2 separate regions of the Homo sapiens genome follow, and region 2 is linked to region 1. The links are chromatin contacts, found by Hi-C in ENCODE. All regions are on one chromosome and are shown on one strand. The core of a region is the stretch at or near the end of the contact, and the rest is flanking DNA. Distances in the headings are between cores, read along the strand shown.

The links. A loop is a pair of places that touch in the nucleus more often than their neighbours do. Pooled maps may share reads with other maps.
Region 2: a loop to region 1 is called in a pooled map, with 6 times the contacts of the local background. The contact joins the enhancer-like site here to the promoter of OPN3 in region 1. A Hi-C loop is called at or near these places in 2 of 50 pooled maps.

Annotation. Positions count from the first base shown.
Region 1 is chr1:241,637,225-241,643,529 of GRCh38, forward strand. OPN3 (opsin 3) reads right to left here and starts at 3,145. Exons shown (of 4, transcript NM_014322.3): 1 at 2,658-3,145. The coding sequence starts at 3,030. It overlaps CHML (CHM like Rab escort protein), which reads right to left and starts at 3,145. Exons shown (of 2, transcript NM_001381853.1): 1 at 2,658-3,145. RefSeq lists enhancers at 2,272-2,842, 2,843-3,412 and silencers at 2,515-2,564, 2,895-3,474.
Region 2 is chr1:244,406,826-244,413,130 of GRCh38, forward strand. ADSS2 (adenylosuccinate synthase 2) reads right to left here. Exons shown (of 13, transcript NM_001126.5): 12 at 4,462-4,611; 13 at 1,669-2,813. The coding sequence ends at 2,761. Among named protein-coding and RNA genes, the nearest start is that of ADSS2, 42 kb to the right of the region's middle. Within about 2 kb of position 2,991, at least 2 of the 41 ENCODE cell types and tissues checked have a DNase peak (open chromatin) inside an H3K27ac peak, as active enhancers do.

The DNA of each region.
Region 1 (6,305 bases), core at 1,895-4,394:
CAAGATGACTAATAATCCTGGATACTGGAAAAACAAGCCATTCAATTGGAACTTAGATTAAATTGCATAGGGCACACACCTTTAGTTTAACTAAAATGGCAATCCTAACAGTCCTGTCTAGTCAAAGCCTCTGTCTCAAAAATATCAAGGATTCCACTCATTTTTGGCATTCCCTAAGAAGCCAGGAACTAAGTACAGAATGCAGCAGTTGCCTGGCCCACTCAAGTATAAATATAAGTATGTCTGAATTACTTATTCTGCTTCTTCCAGCAGGGTGTGAAGATGGAGACTGAATCTATGATGGTATCTGAAGAGGTGTAACCATAGTACATGCTGCTTCTTGGCTTAGAAAGACAGGGCTCAGGGTAGGAGTAGGAGCAGAAGACACAATCAATAAGCGCTAAGATCAGGCACGTTCTAACCTACAGATATCAAAGGGGTCATCAAAATGCAAAGCAAGTAGGATGGCCTTACAGAGCATTAAGCTGAATTACCCAATAATAGAGATGAGAGAACTGATAGCTGGAGAGATTAAGTGACTTGAGAAAGCCCGCACAATGCATGAGTCGCAGGATAAGGAACAGGATCCACTCTTGTGCCATCAGACCAATGGTCTTTCCAACAGATAGGGCAAGCCTCTCCAAAAGCCTCTGCATCAAGAAGCTACTTCCCTCATTTTTAACTTCCTCCCCTTCAATACTCCACTGTTAGGTAGTTCTTGCTCAGGGATAACTCAGGAAGTGCCCTCCTTTTCTTCATCCTTAACCTGGATCTAGAAGCACAAACTCCGGAATTTACTCCAGGCAAAGAAATCATCTTCGCTAAAAACTTTTTAAACTCTATAGTAACTTCACTACTAACTTGCCCCCCAGGGCTTAAGTCTCGGAATCTCTTATCTCAGGGTTTCCACCTCTACATTAAAAACAGGGAGAAAGTCATGGTTGAAAGCACTAAATGCCCTGAAAAATAGGGCAGCCCTCAGGCAAAAATCTAAGTGAACTTAGAAAATCACTGGGCTGGGACCCTAGGAGGGATGGTGAAGAAGAAAAACAGGAAGGGAGAAGTGACCAGGAGACACAGGAGGGTGGGATCAGCAGAGGAAAGAGGTGAGGAAGAGGGTGGATGACAGCTAGCACTTATAAAGAACTCAGTACACCCTTGTGTTCAAACTCCCGGGCACGAAAACAGAATTTTCCAGCACAGAAAAGGCACTTCAAGGAAAAAAGAACTTTGATGTCTGTGAACAAACACCTGTTGACTACCCTGGAGAACACTACTGATGATACTTTAGGCTTGGGCTTGAATAACCTTCTTAGCATTGCCGAAGAAACTGCCTGATAGGTATTTTACAATTAATATAAGGAGTGTAATCCCATAGTCGTCCATACCACAGCCTACATACACTTGCAGTCCCCTCCCTAAATTTCAAATGTTTGTTCAAATGAAATTATCAGATTAAAGCTTATGAGGGGCGGGGAGGAAAATATTATAACCTCTGAAGCAATCAAATAAAATCTATTTTCTTATTTCCTTCAAAACGCCAAAAAATGAATCATTACAAATATAATATTTGGGTTTGTCATAGCATAGAGGTTACTGAATAAGAAAATATTTTTGATAATTCTACAAAGATTTTTGTTCTCCCAAACCTACCAAGATTAAAGCAATAAAGTATCAATGGATTTCAGGATTTAAAAAAGGAACTTTAAGCCTTGAGAAATACACATTTCTATTTCAAATCTCCCTACAAATGAAATTCCTGAGGCACACAAAAAAATAATTTCCTTTCTACGCTTCCTTCAATGATTTGCTGAGTTGTTGATCATCCTTCAAAACATCATGTCTCAGTGAAACTTAAATCTTCCATAATAAGAGTACTGTCGAAATACATCTTCAACAATGAAGTTCTACTTTAATGAAATCTACCGATTGCAGAGCTAATTACAGTATTTGTTCACCTGAGATGGTATTGGCTGAGCCATTTGTAATCTCACCCAAGATTCTGGTGTGCTGGAACCCATCTATAAGACGGAAAATAGTAAAAACAGCTTACAGGGCACATGCCAATTTGCATTCTGAGGACCTGAATGAAACTGTCTCATTCCCTAGAAAGCATTCAAAGGTTTACAAGTACTAATGAGAATTTTTTTTTACACATTGTTATTTTGGTTTTCTACTCTCATTTTAGGAAACAAATAGTAGTACATGAATCTAATCTCATCACTCCCTCCAACTTTCACGAGTTAATCACTTTTTTTCTTGAATCTCTTGACTCTACAGGCCCTCGTCTCTTTCCTCAAAGTGTAAAAAGCCGTGGTTTCGTGCCTTGTTGAGTGATCTTAGGAGGTAAAAACAAATAAGAAAGGAGGCGGGCCGGGGTTTGGGGTCAACGTGGGGGGCAGATGAGAGACCACAGGAATGGAGTCCTGGACAGCGTGGGGCGGGAGGGGACGGAGGAAGAGGAAGGCACCCGCCATGCGGCTGGGGTCGGGCAGCGTTGAGGAGGCGAGCGGGGAGCGGGGCGGTGTAGGGCGGGGGGCGCGGGGCCGAGCGGGAAGCGGTGCGGGGCGGGCTGGGGGGCGGACGCACGGAGCGGGCAGCGGGGTGGGGAGTGGAAGTTTGCAGAGGGGAGGCTGCCTTCTCCCAGTCCAACTCACCGAAGAGGCTGCCGCTAAACCCGTCCCACACGCAGCCCACGGTGTCCCACACCCAGCCGTTCCTCAGGCAGGACACGAAGGTAAAGGTGACCCCGAAGAGGGACACCAGCAGGTCGCTGAGGCTGATGTTGACCAGGAGGAGGTGAGTGGGAGTGCGGAGCCGCTGGAACTTGTAGTAGAGGACGAGCACCAGCAGGTTGTTGCCGACGCCCAGCAGCCCAATGGAGCCCAGCAGCAGCGCCAGGCGCTCGTAGGTGCCGGGGCTGAAGAGGGGCGCGGGGCTCAGTGTCCCCGCCGGCGCCGGCCCCTCAGCGCCCGCGGCCCCGCCGCCGTCCCAGTAGCCGTGGCCGCCGCTGCGGTTCCCCGAGTACATGGCCCGGCGCCGGCGCGCCTGGCGGGCGGAGGCGCTCAGCTTGCGGCGGGGCTCGCGGCGCGCTCCGCACTGGGTGGGGTTGGGGCTCCGCCGCCTGCTCTAGCCATTGTGCACTGAGGGGCCCGCGCTACCGCGCGCCGGGCCCGCCCTCTTCCCGCCCCTTCCGCCCGGCGCACCCCCCGTGGCCCCGCCCCTCCCCGCGGCCTGTCCTCGTCGCTCCGCTGCTCCCGGCGCGTCCTCTTAGCCCCGCCCCCCCGCGGGCGCGTCCTCGCGGCTAGCTCGCCCCGCCCCCACTGGCTGGGCACCTTCCGCTGGTCGGCGTGGACGCGCGTCGCGGGATAGCCTGGGGGCCAGGGCCGCAGGGTAGCCTCGATGGCTCTTCACACCCCCACCTCCCTGCACCCACCTTGAAAGCTTCGTGTCCACTCACCCATTCATGCACTCACTTATACATTCATTTATTCCTAAGTATTTATGAGCGCCTGCGCCCACCACGTGCTGGCAAGAATTGGGTTTCTCCCCTTCCTGGGAAGCTGTAATAACCCACAACCAGCCTACGAAGCCCATCCCGCGTCATACACTCAATGTAAACAAAAGCAAAGAAAACATTGAAGAGCTCGGGGTAGTCTTACCGGAAAACTGAGAAGAAAAACAACAAATTGATAGACAGGTGCCTGCCTAACTACCTGACTGCTAGAGGACACATGTCCCAGGGCTGATACAAGAGCCTGCCACCCTTGGAGAGTCTGGGATGAAAACTCTCTGAAAATGGCATTCCAATGGAACTGACTTTAAGCCCTGGGCTGGACCCCAAGGCCTTCCAATACCGTCCTTCCTGTGCTTGAAAGCGTGGGTAGATCTTTCCGGTCACTGAGGCCTGCTAAAGTCCTTCACAGGCAGTGAAAGATTCAACCTAAATCTAGCAGGTATAGGAGGCAGGTGCTATATTTAGAACAGCACACATTTCCCATTGGGCCTCTTCTCCTGTAGTGATGAGAATATAGTACAAGTCAAATATAGGTTGTGAACGTCATCACACTCTGCAAGAGCTGCTTCTGCCTTTGTGGTTGCACAATCCCTAAGGAGGCCCTACAAGAAGATCACAGTCCCCAGCCACACCTGCAGCCTGTCCTGGACACTGGTGACGAACACAGGGTTTGTGCAAGCTAAAGAAACTGCTCTCCATACGGGCGTGCCTCACCTCTGTTTGAAAGATCAGTAGGGAATGACTAGCTTGGATCAATCCACATTCTGAATTCCCTGGAGAGAGGATCTAATAGGCTGGCAGCAGCTCTCCACCCTGGTGCACTGAGCAATAGCTAAGGGGCAGTGTGCTCTGCCTTTGACACCTTGATTTTCCTTCAAGGCTTCTGCTCTGGACTCGCCATCTGTGAGACTTCCTACCCACCCACCCCTTAAAAAACACACACACACTTTTAATTGTTAATTTTAGATTTGTACAACCACTGAACAAAACATAACTATTTAACAAGTTCTATATGTTTAATGTCGAAAGTGTTTTCTGTGTCTAGTCTACAGTAAGTTCTCAATAAATAGTAATTTGAATGAATGAATAAAGAACTCGCTATATTTTTTCCTATTCATTCTTCATTGCTGAGTCATTGCCCTTATAAAGCTCACATTCCAGTCGTGTTGGGAGAACAAACAAAAATTAGATAAATACGTAGGGTGTCAGCCACTGACAAATGCCATGAAGAAATAGGGGTCAGGCGTGGTGGCTCATTCCTGTAACCCCAGCACTTTGGGAGGCCGAGGCAGTAGGATTTCTTAAGCCCAGGAGTTCAAGACCAGCCTGGGCAACAAAGTGAGAACTGCCCCCTAACTCTTCAAAAAATAGAAAATTAGCCAGGCAAGATGGTACATGTCTGTGGTCCCAGCTACTCAGGAGGTTGAGCCAGGAGCTATGGGAGATGGGGCAAGGAGTTTGTAAGAGTTAAAGAAAGAGGAAAGAAACACTAATAGCAGCTCAACAGTCAGACAGTGTTATTTGGAAGAATAAACCTAAGAGGGGCTTCTGGCCGATTTCGGTCAGGAGCACTCTCTTACAGACTAAGAGTATTTAAGGATTTTAGAGTGAGAGAGCTTATCACAGGCGTGGAATGTTTCTGTTTGGAGAAGAAGTTTATTGCCAAGTTGGAATGTCTCTGTCGGAGGGGAGGTTATCTCGGGGCTCGCATGTCTCTGGTCAGGGAGGGGTTTATCTTAGGGTTGGAATGTTTCTGGTCGGAGATGTCATTTGTGGTGTATGGTCATGCTGACCTTAGCCATTAGGCTGATGCTGTTTGGATTTAGGTGGTTTTTGATCAAGGGGAACTTTAAAATGGCAGTGCTTGTCCATGATGGTGATGCACCTGCTCTGTCAAGGTTGTTATTTAGACAAGGTGGTTATGGGCAGGAGTACTGTATTGGTATGTTGGAGGAACAATAAGGAAGCAAGAATGAGAATCGGGAAATGCAGCCAGTCAGGTGGGTGTGCAGTGAATGGCCAGAATATGCAGGACCTTGGCCATTTCAATAAAAGGACTTTGGCTTTTACTCAATCAGAGTAAAGTCCAGGGCAATGCCTACTAGCAGTGAATGCAAAGGAGGAGTAAGAGGCCTTTGACAAATGCTTAAGCATTTTTGACACAGTAATTTTACAATACTATGAACCATTAAGGACATTTATTGAGCTTGACAGAAACAGGCAATGATAAGGATATATGTTTCTTTTTTAATTTTAGAATTATGTAATGACAGGATAATGGCAGAACACTACAATCTTTTATTAAAAAAAAAAACAAAAAACAAACAAATGAAAAACACCAGCATGATATAGTTTGGATGTTTGTCCCCACCCAAATCTCATGTTGAAATATAATCCCCAATATTAGAGGTGGGTCCTAGTGGTAGGTGTTTTGGTCATAGGGGGCGGATCCCTCATGAATGGCCTGGGCCATCCCCTTTGTGATAAGTGAGCTCTGGTCATCTAAAAGTGTGTGGCAACTCCGCCATCCCACTCTCTCTCTCTCTCTCTCCCTATCTGGTTGTCGCCATGTGAGATGCCTGCTCTCACTTTGCCTTCCACCATGAGTAAAAGCTCCCTGAGGCCTCCCCAGAAGCTGAGTAGATGCCAACACCATGCTTCCTGTACAGCCTGCAGAACTGTGAGCCAATTAAATCGCTTTTCTTTATAAATTACCCAGTCTCAGGTATTTACAGCAGTGCAAGAACAGCCTAATACACAGCATAAGGACAAACATGTAGACCAATGG
Region 2 (6,305 bases), core at 1,741-4,240, 2.8 Mb after region 1:
GGAAGTTCTACTGAAGGAAATAAAGACAAATCATATGCTGATGTTGCTAAGATTTACAATAAGAACAAATCTGTGAAATTTTGAAGGAGGAAGAAGAAATTCACGCTAGTTTTGCTGTCACACCTCAAACTGCAAAAGCTGTGGCCACGGTGCATGACAAGTGCTTAGTTAAGATGGAAAAGGCATTCCATTTATGGGTGGAAGATACCAACAGAAAACATCTTAATATTAACGGCAATGTGTCACTCCAGAAAGCACTGAGCCCATGCAAAGACTTCAGCAAGGAATCCCTTGAAATGAGTGACACCAAGCCATTACACAGACGGCCAACAGTAGCCCATCGCCACATCACAATGCCTACATCACCTCACTGCATCTCATCGCGGAGGCACTGTAGCATCTCCCATGATCACAAGAAGGGGAAATACAGTACAATAGAGGATATTTTGAGAGAGAGACACATTCACATAATTTTTATTACAGTATATTGTTATAATTGTTCTACTTTATTATGTTATTAATCTCTTACTATGCCTCATTTATAAATTACACTTTATCACAGGTATGTATTGGAAAAAACAGTATATATATGATTTGGTACTACTACCCACAGTTTTAGGCATCCACTGGGGGTCTTTGAACATATCTCTCATGGATAAGGGGGGAACTACTGTATGTCTTGTATTATATTATAGTCTTCTTCTTTCATGTAAAACATGGGTTTTGGCCAGGTATGGTGGCTCATGCCTATAAAATAAAGGCATGGTGGCATATGACTGCAATCCCAACTACTCAGGAGTCTGAGGCAGGAGAATCGATTGAACCCGGGAGGCGGAGGTTGCAGTGAGCTGAGATCACACCACTGCACTCCAGCCTGGGTGACAGAGCGAGACTCTGCCTCAAAAAAAAAAATAAAAAGAAGAAAACACAAAAAAACCCCCCATGATTTTACTCCTTGAATTTACTGCTAAGCTAATCAATCTCATCAGCCCCTCACTCATTTTGTTTAGTTGCTCCAACTTTCCAAATTCTTTCCAGCCTCTGGGCCTTTGTACAGTACATGTCCCTCTGTCTGCTCTGTACGCATCTGCTTGGTCTGTTTAGACATTATTTCCATTAATGGCCTTCTCCAACCCCTGCTAAATTAAGACTAGATTCTCATTCATCAGACCTTGTACTTTTCTACTGCAGCATGTAACTACTGTTTATAAATCTCTATTTGGTTACCATGCTGTCCCCCACTACATTAAGTTTCAGGAAGACTGTGCTCCTGTCACCACTGCATACCCAATACCTAGGAAGAGTCTAACACATATACTTGAAAAGGAGAATGAGTTCTTTGTATCTGTCTCTGAACCATTACTAAAAATACATTTTAACAGTGCAATACTTGCAACCAAGATAAGAATGCAGACTTTAAAAGCCCATTCATTCTCTATTAAACAGAAATTATATATTCATTATAAATTATTTTTACATGTAAGTCATTACTATCAGTAATTGGCTTGTAGGATAATCTGTATTGTTCTTTATACTTATTGAGTCTAACGATACTGCTCCTATTTGAGAATTTTTCTTGAACTAAGTATTACACTACAGAGATAAAGCTCCTTCCTATATACTATTACTAACCTCTCTTAGTAGAACAAAAACACAATACGCAAAGCATACTAGAAATATTTGGTTCTTTTAATCAGCTATTCATGGTGTAATAAAATAAATTTAAGTGGCACCTAATTTAACATTTAAAATAGTTCATTAAAAGATAATCTACAAAACAATGTTATGCCTAATTGTCAAAATAACACCTTTTTTTTTTCAAGAAAGGAGAAATAAAGGCATAATCAAAATTATGGCTAACAACGTGGGTTCATTTTGACACTTACAGATGATTCTGTAGGCATATCGGCAGGCACGATGTTGAAAACCAATCCACTAGATTTAAAATTAATGGTAAGATAAAAAAGAAAAGATACACATTTCAGAGGTAATGTTTGAAATTAAAGAAAAATATCCACCATATATTACAACAGATCTTTTAATGACTATTTTTAACATAAAGATTGTTGTTTTGGGAAACATCTATTCTCTTTGAACATTTCACTAAATTTTCAATGTATTAAATAACTGACAGAAATAAGTTCTGTGTTCTGTACAAATTAAAGGTCCCATGAATACATAACCCCCTCCCAGCCCCACCAAAGCTCAATTTTGCATGGTTTCAGCAGAAAATAGACAGCCCAAAATTTAAACAGAATTCATAGCATTACAAAAGTTTACAGAACCCCTATGTTTTCATCATTTGTTTCTAACAACAAAGATTACAATGACAGAACTGAATGATCAGAATGTAAAAATATTTGTGCAAAACTGCATTAATTGTTCTTACCATCTAATAGGGGTAAAACTTAAGAACACGCAATGACAATAATGAAGAAAAACTACATTAAAAGTAATTCTACTTTTGATATCAAACAACATGGATTATACTATTACTAAACATTGAAAAAAAAAACGTGGCACCATGAGAGCAGCAGGAGCAACAAATGATTTGGCAATTCCAGCTAAAGAAAGCTGACACTGGAATATGCCAAAGTTAATCTCCACAGTAGGCATCCATCTGAAAAGACTGGAAACAACTGTAGGGCTTCAAACTTACTTCAGTGTCTTTATTCTTGAATTTGCAGGTCATAAATGAAATATTTAAGAAAGTCTTTTCCCCTCCCTCTCAAGGAGTGTTTCTTGCATTACTGGCAATCATTAAAAGAGTTGAATCATAGATTCTCTGGATTTACCAACACCAATCCACTTAACTAGGAGAATACAAAGAGAAAAGGAATTGAATCAATTCATCTCTAATGTTCACTCGTTGGGATTAAAACAGGTAGTCCCCTACTTTTCTCAGTATCACCATAACTTTTCCCTATGTGCCTTTTTGCTGTTCTCTATTCTGTTAGCAGACTGTGCCGATTTCTAAACAGGATGTACAAATAAGACCCAGCACAGGACAGTATGCCTTACTGTTCCCTTTTTAACTGTGCAATATTTTCACTTTCCTAATGACTTAGGATAGTAAAATATTGACCAACACCAGCAGAGACCTACAGAAAGTTGGTGATCAAGTTCCTGATAACAGGCCAAGATAAGCATCTTCAACATCTAGATGAGAATATGATTTTAACTTGCACAGCCTCAGAAACTGCCCACTACAGGAGTCTATGGAAATCGAATCATCTGCATCACATGGTTTCAGATTATTTGCAGAATTGCCAGCTTCCATAAGGTACTGTTAGGATCAACCTTCGTGGTATTTTACAGATTTTTGTTAGACTCACTGCTGTTTATATTTCAAGAAAATGCTGACCAAGAGCAGTAAGCAAATATGCTTACTAAATTTGACATCATGCTGGGAGGGGCAACTAGTAATTTGGAAAACAAGAATCATGCTGGAAACGAAGCACAAGGCAAAAGAGATTTTACACGGAGGACACATCCCACACACTTCACTTTTTCTTATGTTTCAAATATCCATCAATGCCAACAAAACGATACAAGGAAAAAGCCATCTGTTAAAAGAATGACTTCACATAACTAGATACAGCCATACGTTGTTATGCCTAACTCCCTCGCCATCTTATATTTGTTCTTTAATAAATAGGCTTAATTATTTTTAAAAATTTTTTCTTACATTTTTTTCTAGTGAGATTTCCCATTTTCTATACCAATTATTTCCCAGTGTATATTCAGGAAACTCCAAATCTCAAGGGTAATTTAACCCAAACAAACCATAAACCATTTTTAACCCCCCAAAAACACACAACATTTTTTGTGGTGGTAGAGATACATGAGGATTTGTTATTAAGAGGGAGAAGTGAATGAGACAATGTCACAGGATAAAAAAAAAACAGACTAAGAATTAAAGACAGGGTCAGAAAGGGTGAGAAGTAATCTATTATCTTCTATTTAAAGATGAGCATCGTATTTACTTTAAGGAATAAAAATATTACTTTGTATCTTCCTGGGCATTTATGCAAATCATGTGCACTCTGTAAAGTAACAATGATCTTTCCTTTATTCTATTTCAAAGGCACATAGGCAAGTTAAAAGAAAAGACAGTTGGCCGGGCATGCTGGCTCATGCCTGTAATCCCAGCACTTTGGGAGGCTGAGGTGGGCAGACCAAGAGGTCAGGAGAGACCAGCCTGGCCAACATGGTGAAACCCCGTCTCTTACTAAAAATACAAAAATTAGCCAGGCGTGGTGGCGCGCACCTCTAATCCCAGCTACTCGGGAGGCTGAGGTAGGAGAATAGCTTGAACCCAGGAGGCAGAGGTTGCAGTGAGCCGAGATCCCGCCACTGCACTCCAGCCTGGGACAGAGCGAGACTCCGTCTCAAAAAAAAAAAAAGAAAAAAGAGAGAGAGAGAAAAGAAAAAACTTATTCACAAAGTGTTTATGTTTACCTGGAATTTGAAGCTCATCTTCAATAAATCGAACATAGTTTTGTGCATTAACAGGTAGTTCTTTAAACGCCCTTGCATTTGATATGTCTGTGTTCCATCCTGGGAGAGTCTTATATTGAACTTCAACTTTATTTAAGACTTCTTGGTTTGCTAAAAGTTAAAGAGGACATTTATTCATGGCACACACTGTTTACTGTCAAACAACTTTTTGATATATTGTAGGTTCAAAATGTCTTTTCAAAATCTTTGGAGCCACATATGTTTTGGGATTTAGAATTCTTCAGGTAGTAGAAAGGTAAAACAGCGCAAATACCATCTGGAGTAGTATTCTATAATCAAACATATTTCTGCAGCAACGCATATGATCATTTGCTATAAGAGGATAAAGATTATGTAATACTAACATTAGTTCAAGACTGGTTTTGCTGCCAAATGAATCTGGGTGCCAAACTTAAAACTTTCCAGTTTTAAAGCTTATTGAATTTCCATTCTATTGATTAGGGATTGTAGATCTGCATGACAGCAACTTCACAGAAAGAAGGCCTGCATACCTGCTGTCTTCTGAGAAATCTAGGGTTCTACTTGAAATTTTCTTCATTATTCTACGTATTTTCTCTGTATCCCCTAATGGAAACTGAACATGTACTAAAGAAAAGTTTCTTTGACTTGAGTCAATACAGTGGATGCTATGGTACTCTGCCCAGATTTCTCTCAAGACTGAGAGCTGTGGGAGCTCTGCCTACTGAACCACTCACAGTTCAGAGCCTCTGCAGCACTCGTCCTCCACCAAAGGGAGCTGCTGCCCCCCAGCAGCCCATATCCATTGACTTGTCAATGTAGGAATAGAAACAACCTGGGCACTTAACCTTAATTTGGGACAACTTTCAAGGGCTATGTTAGCTCCAGAGCTCCCTATGGGATCAGTGAAGGCTTTTTTGCAACTATATTGCAGTGCAATTTCTCCCTCTGCCTAATCCTGCTTCTCCCACTCCCTCACAGATGTTGTTGCTCAGTGCACTTATGAGCTAACCCGCCTATGTGCAAATCTCTACATTGGAGTCTGTTTCCTAGGGAACTCAATCTAAGATAGCTGGCACCAGGAATGGTTAGAGGAAGATAGCTCTAAAATGAGAACTAAGAGGCAGAATCACTGGCTAGCTGGCTGGCTGGCAATGAGGACTGCCACTGGGGTACATAGAGTATGGATAGCCTCTATCTGAGGCACTGAGATTCGAGCACGGTGGAACAACAGAACTGGATGGCTTTTGATGAACGCTATTCACGAACTGGAGAAAGATAATGAAACCTGTCTGGCAGAACTTAGACAAAATTCCATCTCCTACAGCAGAGAGCAGAAAAAGACAATGATTAAGATGAGAATTCAATCATACAGACTGCAAAGCTCCAGAAAAAGCTGAATTCTGCAATCCAGCAAGTTTGCTATGGCAAAGTCAGAGCTTTGTTTGGGAAAAAGTGGGGCCCTGAGACTGAATGGGACATCTGAGTTGACATACTTGAAAATCCTGAATCCCTAGATTTTCCAAACTCTCTGGGTCTGCAAAAGGTCCCATTACTTCCTATTAAAGGTTGTGGCATCCTGTTGCTTGAAGATGATGCAGAGGCCTCTGTCTTGCAAGGCAGCATGTGCCCATCTCACATCCACCTTCACCTTCCCCCTCCTGGCCAGTAAATAACTAGGTTCAGGTCCCAGTGTAACCTGGCTAAGGAAGCACTGGGCCTACTAAGGAAGGAAAGGGACTGTATTCTAAAAGATCTGCAGGAACAAGACAACATTTGCCAGTAGGTACCAAGAGAGTGTATATGGAACTGGATCCTGAGGATGC